2 separate regions of the Homo sapiens genome follow, and region 2 is linked to region 1. A link is a loop called in an ENCODE intact Hi-C map of the cell type or tissue named here. Cell type or tissue: heart left ventricle. All regions are shown on one strand.

The links. Peaks named below come from ENCODE experiments on the same cell type or tissue, not always from the same donor. Only the 100,000 strongest peaks of a DNase experiment are listed, where the experiment ranks them.
Region 2: a loop joins it to region 1, with 11 times the contacts of the local background. A loop is called at or near these places in 72 of 110 quality-filtered maps.

Annotation. Positions count from the first base shown.
Region 1 is chr1:201,969,075-201,977,074 of GRCh38, forward strand. It overlaps TIMM17A (translocase of inner mitochondrial membrane 17A), which reads left to right. Exons shown (of 6, transcript NM_006335.3): 6 at 395-1,590. The coding sequence ends at 480. Among named protein-coding and RNA genes, the nearest start is that of SNORA70H, 5.4 kb to the right of the region's middle. RefSeq lists a silencer at 1,719-1,896. In heart left ventricle, a CTCF peak has its summit at 3,764 (motif pointing left); no DNase peak of the experiment used is centred here.
Region 2 is chr1:201,873,923-201,881,922 of GRCh38, forward strand. It overlaps IPO9 (importin 9), which reads left to right. Exons shown (of 24, transcript NM_018085.5): 21 at 328-450; 22 at 910-1,014; 23 at 1,230-1,306; 24 at 2,022-8,000. The coding sequence ends at 2,132. Among named protein-coding and RNA genes, the nearest start is that of SHISA4, 11 kb to the right of the region's middle. In heart left ventricle, CTCF peaks have their summits at 2,426 (motif pointing left) and 4,103 (motif pointing right); no DNase peak of the experiment used is centred here; H3K27ac peaks cover 677 bases.

The sequences.
Region 1 (8,000 bases):
TTTGTGAAAATAATTTTAAATAGCTACTGAAAAATATGACAAGAAGTGGGAGAAACTCTTCTAATCTTGATATATGGCAGCTTGTTACAGCAATTGCTTTAAAAACTTGAAGTTTGCTTCTTGCTATAATTAATCCGTCTGACTTTCCTAGCATAGTGTTTGAAAACTGTTCATTCTGGAGCATAGCAAGCCAGTCTGTCATATGTTATACCAAATTTGAAGGTTCTCCAGTACTCTTATGGGAATTAGGCAGATCTATAAAGAAATTTAGGGTTATAGCTTTAATTTAGCACATTTTTTTGTTGTTGATTGATTTACTCTCTATAGAGATTTGTTCTTTTTAATAATATAATATTCAGGTGATTTTTAAATCCTTTTTATTTCTCACTTGCAGGTCCTCAGTTTGCAGAAGACCCCTCCCAGTTGCCTTCAACTCAGTTACCTTCCTCACCTTTTGGAGACTATCGACAATATCAGTAGGACTTCTTTCCTAGGATTTCTTTAACAGAACGAGTTGTGGTTCGAGAAGGATTTCAGAAGATCAAGTTACAGTCTGTTTTTAAAACCATAGGTGGGACAGCTATGGCCAATAGGCTATAAAGAGACATTTAGCACTTTTTTCTATTTAAAGGAACAAGCGGGGAAGGGTGCTAAAAGATAATACGTTTATTTATTCACACTTGAATTGCATTTGTGATCAAAATAAATGTTTAAATCGCTAAAGGAAAATACAGTAAGTGCTTGAAAGATGAAGGACCAAAAGGCCAAAAAACAGTGAAATATGATCATCATCTCCTTGCGGACTTCTCTGCCTGGTTTTGTGTGTTCTGTTATTCAAACAATAAAAAGCTGGTGGAACTTACTCTTTCTTTTAAGATAAGTTGTAGACTTCGATGTTTCATGCTCATGTACTTCAAATAATGCATGTTTTATAGTTAGTCCCTCATCACTTGAAGTGACTTCTGAGAATTATGCAGAGTCAACATGGATCATTTCACAGTGAGATGCTTTATGGATTGAAGGATATGGTAAAATGTTTATAGTTTACTTTGAAAGTAAAATATACTATGTCTTGGTTTTGAGGATATTGGATACAAAACTCTCTTCCTTTAGGGCTACTGAGTCTTGATTCCTGATCATCAGAAATTTCACCAGAAACAACTTGCTTCCAATATACCCAATTCTATATGAAGAATTCATGGAGAGTGTACTGGCACTGGAAGAGTTTAGTGTTTCTTGTATGCTTGAAAATAAAGTATGTACTGTTTTGAATGTGTTCCAAGTCCTCTGCATAAACGATGTATTTTGGGGTCTGGTTGGGCCTGGAAAATGGATGAGCACTTCAGAACAGGTCATTTTCCTGATATTGGAAGTGACATGTGGCCCTATAGGAGGCATGATGTTAGTTAATTACACATTTGCCTACATCTGTGGGAAATGGAGAACAAAGCCATGTGGGTACTGTAAACACACGTTTATCTTTTGGCCCAATGCCATACATATGGTAGGCATTTAATTACTGATTGTGTTTGGATAATTTGGGAATTTTCGACTGTGGTAAAATATACATAAAATAATACTTATTAACCATTTGTAAGTGTATAATTCAGTGGCATTGAAATACAGTCATAATGTTGTATAACAGCCACCATTATGTATACCCAAAATGTTCTCATTATCATCAACATAAACTCCGTTTTGTTTTTAGAGACAGTGTCTTACTCTGTCACCCAGGCTGGAATGCAGTGGCACAGTCATAGCTTACTGCAGCCTCGAACTCCTGGCTTCGAGCCATCCTTCTGCCTCAGCCTCCCACACCCCATGCTGGGATTACAGGCATGAGCCACCATGTCCAGCCTTCACAAACATAAACTCTGTACCTGTTAAATAATAACTTCCCATTCTTTCCTCGCCACAACCACTAGTAACCACAATTCTGCTTTCTGTCTGTGAATTTGCCTTTTCTGGGTACCTTATATAAGTGGAATCATAAAATATTTGTTTTTGTGTGTCCGTCTTAATGCACTTAGCGTGTTTTAAGGTCCATGTAGTAGCATGTAGCAAAATTTATTTTTAGGGCTGAATAATATTCCATAGTGTGCATATACTACATTTTATTTGATGATCAGTTAGGTTGTTTCTACCTTTTGGCTATTGTGAATTATGCTGCTATGAACATTGGTGTACAACTATCTGTTTCAACTCCTATTTTTGGTTCTTTTGGATATATACATAAGAGTGAGATTACCGAGTCATATGGTAGTTCTAGGTTTAACTTTTTTTTTTTTAAAGACACAAGAGTCTGGCCGGGTGCAGTGGCTCACGTCTGTAATCCCAGCACTTTGGGAGGCCAAAGCGGGCAGGTCACAAGCTCAGGAGTTCGAGACCATCCTGGCTAACACAGTGAAATCCCGTCTCTACTAAAAATACAAAAAATTAGCTGGGCGTGGTGGTGGGCGCCTGTGGTCCCAGCTACTTTGGAGGCTGAGGCAGGAGAATGGCGTGAATCCGGGAGGTGGAGCTTGCAGTGAGCCGAGATCTTGCCACTACTCCAGCCTGGGCGACAGAGCGAGACTCCGTCTCAAAAATATAAAAGAAAGTGCTGGGCGCGGTGGCACACGCCTGTAATCCCAGCACTTTGGGAGGCTGAGGAGGGTGAATCACGAGGTCAGGAGTTCGAGACCAGCCTGGCCAACATGGTGAAACCCGGTGGGTACTAAAAATACAAAAAATTAGCTGGTAATGGTGCCGGGCACCTATAATCCCAGCTATTTGGGAGGCTGAGGCAGGAGAATCACTTGAACCTGGGAGGGAAGAGGTTGTAGTGAGCCAAAATCACACCACTACACTCCAGCCTGGGCAACAGTGCAAGACTGTCTCAAAACAAAAAAGTAATCCACTATTGCATGCCAATTTGGCACAAGATGTCAGATACAAAGCAAAACAGATGGGGTATTTCTGATGGGCATTTCAACCTTAAAAGTGAGAAACTAACTTCACTATTCCAGTAAAGACCTAGGGAAAACCTCCTTCCTAATCTGCTTGTTTCTCCAGTTATTTATTTCAGTTATTAAAACAATTTAGTTTTTTTACTTTTTATCTTGAGCTCTACTCTAGTATACCAAATTTAGTTTTAGAATATTTATTAAACAGTTCAGCTGGGGATGGTGGCTCATACCCATAATCCCAGCATTTTGGGAGGCTGAAGCAGGAAGGTCGCTTGAGGTCAGGAGTTGGAGACTAGCCTGGGCTAGTGAGACGCTAGCCACAAAATGTAAATTTAGCCAGAGATAGGGTGCACACCTGTAGTACCGGCTGCTTGGGAGGCTGAGGCGGGAGGATCCCTTGAGTCTAGGTGGTCAAGCCTGTAGTGACCTATGATTATGCCACTGCACTTCAGCCTGGGCAACAGAACAAGACTCTTTTGTTTGTTTGTTTGTTTGTTTGTTTGTTTGAGATGGAGTGCTAGGATTACAGGCATGAGCCACTGCACCTGGCCAGCACTTTCTTTAAATAGAGACAGAGTTTTGCCACATTGTCAAGGCTGATCTTGAACTCCTGGACTCAATCCTCCCACCTCGGCCTCCCAAAGTGCTGGGATTACAGGCGTGAGCCACTGTGCCTGGCCGAAATAGTGGATTTCTGAATCAGGGTTTGGAAGACATGGGTACAGCTGCACCTGCTATTGAAAGTGCATCTGTTTTTCACATAGGAAATGTCTGCAAATTATGAAAGCATGGTCATAGCTCCACCCTGTGGCATGTTACTTATAGTTAAAATTAATTGTCCAAATTCTATTCAGGCTGGGCCCAGTGGCTCATGCCTGTAATGCCAGCACTTTGGGAGGCTGAGGCGGGTGGATCACTTGGGGTCGAGACTTGAGGTTTCACCTTGTTGGTCAGGCTGATCTCGAACTCCCAACCTCAGGTGATCTGCCCGCCTCCGCCTCCCAAAGTGCTGGGATTACAGGCATGAACCACCGCATCTGGCCTCAAATAATAATAATAATAAATTCTATTCAGTCTGTTAGATCATGGATGAGACCTTGTCTCTACTAAAATTCAAAAAATTTAGCTGGGCATGGTGGCATATGTTTGTAGCCCCAGCTACTCAAGGGGGCTGAGGCAGGAGGATTCCTTGATCCTGGGAAATGGAGGGAGCAGTAAGCTGAGATCGCACCACTGCACTCCGGCCTGGGCAACAGAGCAAGACCCTGTCTCAAAAACAAGAAAATTGAGGGCCGGGTGCAGTGGCTCATGCCTGTAATCCCAGCACTTTGGGAGGCCGAGGCGGGTGGATCACAAGGTCAGGAGATTGAGATCATCCTGGCTAACATAGTGAAACCCCATCTCTACTAAAAATACAAAAAATTAGCCGGGCGTGGTGGCGGGCGCCTGTAGTCCCAGCTACTTGGGAGGCTGAGGCAGGAGAATGGCGTGAACCTGGGAGGCGGAGCTTGCAGTGAGCTGAGATCGCGCCACTGCACTCCAGCTTGGGTGACAGAGCGAGAGACTCTGTCTCAAAAACAGAAACAAAACAAGAAAATTGACAATGGCTAACATCTTTAGCTAATAAGACAAATAATTATTGGATATTTTCCCTCCTTTTCCCTATGTTTGACATATTCTAGTCCTTTTCAGTGCATAAAGCTAGGAAATATGTAGTATATAATCCATGCACATAAACTTCTGTTTATTTCTGTATCTGTCCTTGTGTTATAAAACAAAAACTAAGTCCCTCCAACTTCAATCTGGCACCACAGGATTCATTCTAGCTGTCTCTCTTAGTTGTAACAGCAAGAAACCTGGCTTCTCATTATAATAATTTGCTCATTTGTTCAATCCTGGTTACATATATTTTGGACTTAGTAAATCATAGCTCTGAGAAATGGATTTGCCAGCTAGAACAGTGTTTGTACACAGTTGTTTTCAGTCTTCAGTATCTATTCAAAACATGTTCCAAAGCTATTTAATTATACTCCTTTCTCCCCCACTCTCTTCAGTGTGGTTATGCAATTCATTTGCAATGTGATTGTATTCATTTCCCCAGACTTCATTCCATCTTTCTCTCCACATCTTGGTGGATTTTTAAATTACATTCAGTAAAATTCACTATGGGGTACAGTTCAGTTAATTTTGATAAATGCTTAGAGATGGCTACCCACCACCACAGTTTCACACAGATAATCTTAAACTACAATCACATCACTCCCAAAATGTCTTCATGCTGCCTTTTTCTTTTCTTTTCTTTTCTTTCTGAGACAGGGTCTTGCTCTGTTGCCCAAGCTGGCATGCAGTGGTGTGATCAGGGCTCACTGCAGCCTTGACATCCCAGATTTGAGCAATCCTCCTGCCTCAGCCCTTTGAGTAGCTGGGACTACAAGCATGTGCCACCATGCCCAGCTAATTTTTTTTTTTTAATTTTAGTAGAGACCAGGTCTCACTATATTGCCCAGACTGGTCTCGAACTCCTGAGCTCAAGCAATCCTCCTACCTTGGGCTCCCAAAGGGCTGGTATTACTGGTGTGAGCCACTGTTCCCGGCCCATGCTGCCTTTTTATAGCCAACCCCTCTCCCTACTCCTTCCAACCCGTGGCAACTACTGGTGTGTTTTTTGTCTGTAGTTTTATCTTTTCAGTAGATAAATGGAATCTTACGACATGTAGTATTTGGATCTAGTTTCTGTCATTTAGCAAAGTGCATTTAATTCATTCATGATGGTATGTGAATCAATCATTTATTCCTTTTTATTCCATTGTGCAGATGTACTCTTGTTTATTCATCTCTTCACCAGTTGAAGGACATTGGAGTTATTTCCAATTTTTCATGATTATTCATAAAGTTGCTATAAACCTTTACTTACTGGTTTTTGTGTGAACATGTTTTCATTTATCTTGGATAAAATAAATAGGATCACTAGGTTGTAAGGCAAGTATATGTTTAATTTTATAAGAAAATGCCAAATTGTTTCCCAAATTGTATCATTTTACGCTCTCACCAGCAACCTATGAGGGTTCTGGCTGCTGTGTATCCTTGGCACTTGGTAGTGCCATTTTTTTTTTTATGTTAGCAATTCCGATAGGTGCTAGTGGTTTTAATTTTCCTTTCTCTAATGACTAATGATGTCCATCCTTTCATCTGTTTGCCATCTGTGTGTCTTTTTTAGTGATGTGTCTGTTCAAATCTTTCATGCTTTTGTTTTTGTTTTGTTTTGTTTTGAGACAGGGTCTGGCTCTATCACCCATGCTGGAGCATTGGTGCAGTGGTATAATCTTGGCTCCCGCCTGCAACTTCCACCTCCTGGGCTCAAGCAATCCTTCCCGCTCAGCCTCCTGAGTAGCTGGGACTACAGACACATGCCACCAAGCTTGGCTAATTTTTGTACTTTTTTGTAGAGACAGGTTTTCACCATGTTGCCTAGGCTGGTCTTGAACTCCTAAACTCAAGCCATCTGCCCGCCTCGGCCTCCCAAAATGCTGGGATCACAGGCCGGGCATGGTGGCTCACGCCTTTAATCCTAGCACTTTGGGAGGTCGAGATGGGCGGATCACTTGAGGTCAGGAGTTTGAAACCAGCCTGGCCAACATGGTGAAACACTGTCTCTACTAAAAATACAAAAAAAATTAGCCAGGCGTGGTGGTGGGCACCTGTAATCCTAGCTACTTGGGAGGCTGAGGCAGGAGAATTGCTTGAACCCGGGAGGCGGAGGTTGCAGTGAGCCGAGATGGCACCACCGCACTCCAGCCTGGGTGATAGAGTGAAACCCCGTCTCAAAAAAAAAAAAAAAAAGTGCTGGGATTACAGGCATGAGCCACCACACCCAGCCACATTTTTAAATTGTTTTTCTTACTGTTTAGTTCTGAGAGTTCTTTATATATTGTGATATAAGTCCATTGTAAGACATGTGACCCGCAATTATTTTTTGTACATTTGTCAAAAGTCTGTTTCTTGAATCTCTATTCTGTCCCATTGATGTATGTGTCTACCTTTCATCAGGGTCACACCATTGCTTTATAGTAAGTTTTGAAATGAGTATGAGTCTTCCAATTTTGTTTATTTTTTCAACATCATTTTGGCTATTCTAGTTTCTTTGCCTGTCCCTATAAATTTTATAATTAGATTGTTGTTATCTACGAAAAATCCTGCTGGGGTTTTTATTGGGATTGAGTTTTATCTGTGTTTTGCAATTTTAGCATATAGTCCTGCATATAATTTGTTATATTTAAACCTCAATATTTCATTTTAGGAAATGCTTTGTAAATAGTATTGGGTTTTTTGGTGGTTTTTTGTTGTTGTTGTTGTTTTTGTGGGGGTTTTTTTGTTTTTATTTTTTTAGACCTAGTCTCGCTCTTCGCTCAGACTGGGGTGTGCAGTGGTGTGATCTTGGCTCACTGCAACCTCCACCTCCTGTGTTCAAGCGATTCTCCTGCCTCAGCCTCATGAATAGCTGAGATTACAGGCACCTGCCACTGCACCTGGGTAATTTTTGTATTTTTAGTAAAGATGGGGGTTCACCATGTTGGCCAGGCTGGTCTCAAACTCCTGACCTCAGGTGATCCACCCGCCTCGGCCTCCCAAAGTGCTGGGATTATAGGCATGAACCACTGTGCCCAGCCTGGTATCGGTTTTTAAATTTCAAATTTCATTGTTCATTACTAGTAAATAGAAATACAGGCTGGGTGCAGTGGCTCACGCCTGTAATCCTAGCACTTTAGGAGGCTGAGATGGGTGGATCACTTGAGGCCAGGAGTTAGAAAGGCACCCAGCCTGGCCAACATGGTGAAACCCCGTCTTTACTAAAAAATACAAAAATTAGCCAGGCATGGTGGCACATGCCTGTAGTCCCAGCTACTCTGAAGGCTGAGGCACAGGAATTGCTTGAACCCTGGAGGTGTAGATTGCAGTGAGCCGAGATCATGCCCCTGCACTCCAGCCTGGACAACAGAGCAAGACCCTGTCTCAAAAAAAAAAAAAAAAAAAAAGGCCAGGTGCAGTGATTCA
Region 2 (8,000 bases), 95 kb before region 1:
AATTACCTCCGCTGTCTCTCAAATTCTAAGTCATTGGGACTGGAGTACTGGCTCTATACAGTTCCTTGGTTTCAGAGCTTTATTACTAACAAGACTGTATCTCCTTTAATCCCTGAACTCTCATCTCTCCCAGCTTCTGAACTGTTACAATACCAAACAATAAAGTTATTTAACTTTAAGTCACTCTTTGGAGACTGGATATAGTCAGGTACAGTGAAAGTCTGAGGGGTGGTGAACTCTGGTGAGTGGCACTGAGGAGAGGACAGGGGTACTTCCAGAAGTAAGCTCAGTGACACTCTGACTTGAAACCTTTTTCTTCCTTCCCAGACCCAGAACGCTGGACAAACATTCCTTTGCTGGTCAAGATCCTAAAGCTGATCATCAACGAGCTCTCCAACGTCATGGAGGCTAATGCCGCTCGCCAGGCCACTCCTGCAGAGTGGAGTCAAGGTGCACCAGGCCCTTACTCCCAGGAGACTTTTAGCCTGGCAGATCAAGTTACAAATTGTCAAATTATCAACTTGGTTTGTTGAGTCACTAATTGAAAAAAAAAGTTGATGGAATGGCTGCTCTGTGGCTGGCACCATGCTAGGCACTAGGCATGTAGAGCTGCTTCTCCAGTCTGCCATATGAAATCTCACAGAGGCTGGGGTGGGAGGCAGCCAGGAGGCAAGCTAACATAGCCCTTCTTTGGTTTGATTCTTCTTAAGAGCCTGTCAACACTTATATCTCCAGGTTCTTTCATTGAGACTAACCAGGAGGGTTTGGCCATTTCTGATTCTCTTTCACTGGGGACTACAAGCCACATTGCAGAAGCCTTTGGGGCCCTTCTATTCTGGCCTATTTGGATTTGGGGAGGGAAAATGCATGAATGTGCTCTAGCTCTAGCTGCTTTTCATCTCCAAGTAGATGACTCCAATGATATGTGGGAGGACCAGGAGGAGGAAGAGGAGGAGGAGGAGGATGGTTTAGCTGGCCAACTTTTATCTGACATTCTTGCTACAAGTAAATATGGTAAGCTGTTTGATAAGAGGACAGCCATGGTAAATACCTTTTCTTTGCACACTGATCCCAACAGTGGGGTACCCAAGAAAGGGGAGAGGTGGGCCCACAGGGACATTTCTTGGGCTTTTGCACCTTCCGCCTCAGTCATGTGGTAGTATATCACCACTCAGGGCCTGATCATGGGCCTTTGTCCTGACCCGCCCTGTGTTGGCTATGTCTAACAGAGGAGGATTACTACGAGGATGATGAGGAAGATGACCCTGATGCCCTGAAGGATCCTCTCTATCAGATTGATCTGCAGGTGAGGGTGTCCAGAGATATCTTGCAAATGACAATGTCCCAGGCCATGGAAACAGGAATATGGGCTCAAATCCATTTATAGCCAGGCATGGTGGCTCATGCCTGTAATCCCAACACTTTGGGAGGTCAAGGCGGGAGGATTGCTTAAGCCCAGGAGTTCAAGACCAGTCTGAGCAATGCAGGGACACCCTGTCTCTACAAATAATTTAAAAATTATCTGGGCATAGTGGCACACCCCCGTGGTCCCAGCTACTCGGGAGGCTGAGGTGGGAGGATCGCTTGAGGCCAAGAGGTCAAGGCTGCAGTGAGCTGTGATCATACCACTGCACTCGAGCCTGGGCGACAAAGCAAGACCCTGTGTTCAAAAAAAAAAAAAAATCCATTTATAATTTAACATGGGAGCCTCATGGGAAAGAGTTCCTGTCTTGTTGAGTGGTCCAGGGTTTTGGGTGGGCTGGAACTTTGCACTTGATGTGTTGTAATTCATCTTCTAGAGGCTATGTTGTGAAGGTCCTTGGGGTGATACAGCCTTGGAAAAATGTTGTTTCCCTGTGGATTACCTAAACTAGATCCAAGAACATGAAAGACCATCCCTCAGGGAGCTGGCATTTGTCTAAAAACCAGCATTCCCTGTGCCATTTGATTGTGGTTCTTGCTCCACTGCAAATGGGTGACTTGCAATGTCTCACTAATGCCACTCTTGCTCTTTCCTCCAGGCATATCTCACAGATTTCCTCTGCCAGTTTGCTCAGCAGCCCTGCTACATAATGTTTTCAGGCCACCTTAATGACAATGAGAGGCGAGTTCTACAGACCATCGGCATCTAAAAAGGGGAGCCTTTCTACATTTGCTCCTTCTGGGCCAGCCGCAAACCATTTTGCAGCCCTCACTGGCCTTGAGATGCACTTTCTTCTCAACCTAAAGTGGCATCTTGACCCTTGGCCCTTGGCCTCGGCAGTGACACTGATGACAATTCAGACCAGGCTCACCGGTGCCGTCACTTAGGAATGCTGGAACAAAGGACATTTCTCAAAGTTCCCCTGAAGACATGCCATCTCTAGAACCTTTTTTCTCCCCGACTCTACCCCCACCTCTGTTCCTAGAGCCCTCTGCTGGCGAGTCCAGAAACATTATTGCCCAGAAGGATTATGTGTTTATGGATTATTTTGCCCCGCCTCAGGAGCGCAGGAAGTCACTACCATTTATATTCTAAAACAGACCTATCTATGTTCATAGGACTTCTGATGTGTTCAGATAGGAATCCTCATGAGAGATCATTATGCTTTGTGCCCTGGACCACTGCTGCTCTGGGTTCTCAGGAGGAACAGGCAAGAGCAGCTTCATTCTAAGCCTTTCCAGTGACCTCAGCCTTGCTTCTCTTCTACAACACTAAGGCTCCTCTGTCAGAGGAGGTCGTCTTGTTTTTGCTTCATTGCATGACATAACCCTTCCCCTCAAGCTGTTCCTATATATACATGCACACACAAAATAAGCCAGACAGATGGCAATTTGATCTTCCTTTTTTAGAAAAAAAAAAAAAAATGGGGAAAAGGGATTTTTTTTAAATCCACCTGACCCAACTATATTTAATATGCCTCTCCCACACATTACCACAGAGTCTGATATTCAAAGGTTATCCCCTTTCCCTCAGGAAGCCTCTAAAGTGCTTAAGTTGTAGCCCTCAAATTTGCAACATGTATTTTTCTAGGACAGTAAAGTAATCTTTACAAATGAATTTAGTTGCATGGTATAAGGTGTCTCAGCACCTGTTTGCCTTCTATTCCCTTTAGAAGGTAAGTAAAAGTAATGGGGGAAAGGATTAGGTGGAGCCTGTCTAAACATTCTAGTGTGTCTTGGCAAACATAGCCTGAAATGATTCTTAAAGAACTGGCATTGTTTAATCAAATATTTTTAAGGGAGATTCCTTAATTGGGAAGTTTAGTCTGTTTGGGGTTCAAAGAGTAAATGAGGATTAGAAAATCATGGAGAGAGGCTGGGCGCGGTGGCTAACGCCTGTAATCCTAGCACTTTGGGAGGCTGAGATGGGCGGATCACTTGAGATCAGGAGTTTGAGGCTAGCCTGGCCAACACAGTGAAACCTGCATTTCTACTAAAAATACAAAAATTAGCTGGGCATGGTGGTGCATGCCTGTAATCCCAGTTAACTTGAGATGCTGAGGCAGGAGAATCGCTTGAACTTGGGAAGCAGAGGTTGCAGTGAACCGATATCACACCGTTGCATTCCAAGGCAAGACTCAATCACACACACACACACACACACACACAAATCATGGGGAGAAAGATGAAACCTGTGTTCCCCTTTTTTTGGTAGTGCCCACATCTGGTGCCCCATTTTTAATAACCACAGGATATTTCTTTAGATTGATATTCTCACAAAGAAGAAATAGAATATAGGCTGGGCGTGGTGTGTCACACCTGTAATCCCAGCACTTACGGAGGCCGAAGCCAGCGGATCACCAGAGGTCAGGAGTTCGAGACCAGCCTGACCAACATGATGAAACCCTGTCTCTACTAAAAATACAAAAATTAGCCAGGCATGGTGGCATGCACTTGTAATCCCAGCTACTCGGGAGGCTGAGACAGGAGAATCGCTTGAACCTGGGAGGCAGAGGTTGCAGTAAGCCAAGATCGCACCATTGCACTACAGCCTGGGCAACAAGAGGAGCGAAACTCTGTCTCAAAAAAAAAAAAGAGAAAGAATATAAAGTGAATCTGAATCTCCACTCAAGGGGATGGCCCCAAGGATATTGTAGCTGGTAATTTCTTCATGCCACTAGGTGTCCCCAGTGTTCAACCTCCATGACTGAGATTGGAAGAAGTAGAGTTAAAAGTTTTTACTACCTTTGAGAAGCCTGCGGGCATGTTCACAGTCGTCCCATGCCAGCCAGGTTCTGAGGCTAACTGCTTGTGCCCCTGCTGCTTCACATGGCATTGTGGGAGTTGCTGATACTGGGGAAATGATGGCAGATCTGACCAAGTGGTGCTGAGAAAACCACCCTCGGCCTTGCAGACTCCATAGTTTATCTCAAGGCAGTGCCAGTCGGATTTGGTGCTAAAGGCATAAGGCCAAGTCAGCCTCTGATATTGGCACAAAAGAATGGTCTCATGCCAGTAGCATTGAACTGCTGAGCTTGGGAAGGCTTAAGGCTCCCACACACAGACTGAGAATGATGGGGGTCCCTCTGCGTCTGCTAATTAGACAAACATTCTATATCTAGTGCCAAAAGTGGTCCTAAATCCTTTGGCAAGGGTCCTTTCTGCTCTCATGCTGATTTGGGGGAGGACTGGGCATCCTGCCTCAGGAGAACTTGAGTCCTGAGGAAAGGGCCCTAGTAACACTTAAGGGCTACCCCTGGCTAACAGATACTCGGCTGTGGGTGAGAGCAGAAGGTCTTGGACCCCTCGATGTGCAGGTACTTAATTGTGTTTCCAGTGCATTTTCATATACATTATCCCATTTAACCTTTATAACAGGTTCACAGAGTGGATATTCCCATTCTGTTGATGAGAAAAAGAGTGGAGAGACTGTGTCCAGTGTCAGCAGGAAGAAAAAAGATCTGTTGGAGGCCAGTACATGTTGACAGAAACTCTAGACCATATTTTGTCTCCTGTCTTTGGCCAAAGAGAACTAGCTTCAGTCTGAAAAGGGCAGGGCTAAGTGGTTACAAGGAACTAAAAAGTTCAAGGTAAGACAAATGAGGTAAAAATAAAAAAGAGCACTTAGCTGCTCTGAGACATTTTAGTCTCCTGACTGGTAAACAGCAGCTGGGGCACCAAGGGGCTCCCAGGAGTTTGTCGAGCTTTTATTGGAGTGAACTGAAAGGAAAATGGAAGGAATGCTATAAGACTGAAAAGAAGTTAAAGCCCTAGGAAGGAAGCTGATAACACAAGTTACAGACGTATATGTGACATTGATTTGGGAGAATGAACCTACAACAAATGACCCAAAAGCACCTAAATAAGAGTGACGAGAGTTTAACAGACATTCATTATGGACTTCAGAGAAAATGATGCTAAACTGGTCTTAGAATCTTCTTTAATTTTGTTAACTAGGTAAATAATCTGGACATTTTAGTCAAAGCATTAGACAGACAGAGAAGTTGGTAACTGACCACTAACTAACAAACTATAAATTCACCCATTGTGGGTTGACCTGGTAAGTTCCCCCAGGGCTGTGTCCTTGGCCCCTCCTTTGATATTAGTGACAGATGACTTTTTTTATGCCTTACCCATTCCACAAAAGAATTTGAAGCCATTTACACAAGAGATAGTACTAGTAAATTAGGAGTGCTGATCAAATTTTTAGATAATAAGAAACCCTTAGGAAGGATGACAATTTAGAATCCAAATTTAGGATCCAAACAAATACCATTACAAACTATAAAAATGAGCAGAATCTAAATGTAACATTTCAATAAATGCAGATTGATAATAACATCTGTGCAGAGTTGAGGACTATAGAGTACTGTGCTGTCACTAACAGTATTGTGTGCTACTAAGAGTTTAATGGCTGGGTGTGGTGGCTCACACCTGTAATCCCAACACTTTGGGAGGCCTAGGTGGGTAAATCAGCTGAGATCAGGAGTTCGAGACCAGCCTGGCCAATGTGGTGAAACCCCGCCTCTACTAAAAATAAAAAAATTAGCTGGGCATGGTGGCACGTGCCTGTAATCCCAGCTACTCGGGAGGCTGAGGCGGGAGAATCACTTGAACCTGGGAGACAGAGGTTGCAGTGAGTCGAGATCACACCATTGCACTCCAGCCTGGGCAACAGAGCAAGATTCTGTCTCAAAAAATAAAGTTTATTATGCCAGGAGGGCCAGGTGTGGTGCCACACCCATGTAATCCCAGCACTTTAGGAGGCTGAGGAGGGCAGATCACTTAAGCCCAAGAGTTTGAGACCAGTCTGGGCAATGTGGCAATACCTTGTCTCTTAAAATTTAAAATAAAAAAAAAGTTTATTATGCCAGGAACTGTTAATGTGTCCAAAAAAACTCCAGTGTGGTTCTAGGATGAGATAATAAAAACAGGTTGTCTAGGGTAGTGTGGAAGGTCCTTTCAGTCTTCCTGTGCCTATCAGTGATCCTCATTGCCATGTTCCCTTCTGGTGCTCAACCGGAGGCTCCCTGACAGATGAGTCCTCTGCCAGAGGAAGGCTAAGATGTAGAGGACAAATCGTGTCAAGGAAAAGAAGCTTGAAGGAGCTAAGAATGCTTAGCTTAGAGAAGACAAGAGGAAACAGGACATGGCTTTGGGAAGTTCAAGGATGGTCCAGTGAAATACATACTATACTTTTGCACCCCAGCTAAGCTGACCCATGATCAGTAAGTAGGAAATAAAAGGCCAATTTCTGGCTACTCTTGCCCCCAACCCCATTTCAGTGAACTATGAACCTCTATTAGATATGCAAGGCCGGTGCTAAATGCTGGAGGGCTTTGGCCCTTTCCCTCAAGGAGCTAGTCTAGTAGGGGGTCAGAAATACAGATGGGCCTGAACATAATGATGGTTTGACTTCCAGTTTTTCAACTTTAGGATTGTGCAAAAGCTATACACATTCGGTAGAAACAGTACTTCAAGTATCCATACAATCAGTACAGTATTCAATAAATTACATGAGACATTCAACACTTTATTATAAAATAGGCTTTGTGTTAGATGAGTTTGCCCAACTGTAAGCTAATGTAAGTGATCTGAGTAGGTTTAAGGTAGCCTAGGTGTATTAAATGCATTTTTCACTTAACGGTATTTTCAACTTTTGTTGGGTTTATTGGGATGTAGCCCCATTATAAGCTGAAAAGCATCTGTAGTATAATAAATGTGGGGAGTGCTGTGAGAGAAATAAGTGTACTGGGTTTAGTTCCCACTGCCCAAAAAAGGAACTGGCTAATGGTAACCTGGGGGAGGAAGTCGGGTAAGTTGCATGGAGAAGGCAACCCTTGAACACTTGCAAGGAGCTAACAATACCTGCTTCTGGAGTATTTAAACGCCAGTGGGTATGCTAAATACTTTTACCTCAGACCACCTACTAACCTTACAAAGTAGTCCACTTTGCTCACCCAGTTTTACAGATTGATGAAACTGAAGCAGACAGATATTGTTAACCTATCAAAGGTCACCCTGCAAGTGTGTGATTATAGTCCAAGCAGCTTGTACTTGTTGCCTATTTGTTTTGCCTTTCCTGTGCATTTGCCAGGCAGATGAGAGTGGGGTAAGACATTGCAGAGAAAAAGTAAGAAAAGGCCGTCATGAAACAATTTCATTTTCAGACCTTATAAGCACGTTACAAGTACTGATATTTATGCTTAAGTTCACGGGAGTCCTGGCCAGAAATAAAGCTGGAAGGACAAGTGGGGGGCAGATTGTGAAGGATCCTTCAAGACCTGCTTCCTCTAGAGAATGGGAGACTACCCAAGATAACTAAACAGGGAAGTGATCAGGTTTTGTGTCTTAGAAAAGTGTTGCAGTGTTGATGCAAATGTGACTAGAAGGGTGACTTGGAACCTGGATTGAAGGGGTGGGAGATGGGAGAAAGGAATGCAGTCTGGCAGCAGCTACAGCAGTCCAGGTGGGAAAACCCAGAGCCTGAACTAAGGTTGTAACTAGAGGGGATAGGGTGGAAGAGCTGGATTAGAGATGTTGACAAGATAAAGTCAGTAGGACTTAAAGACTGACAA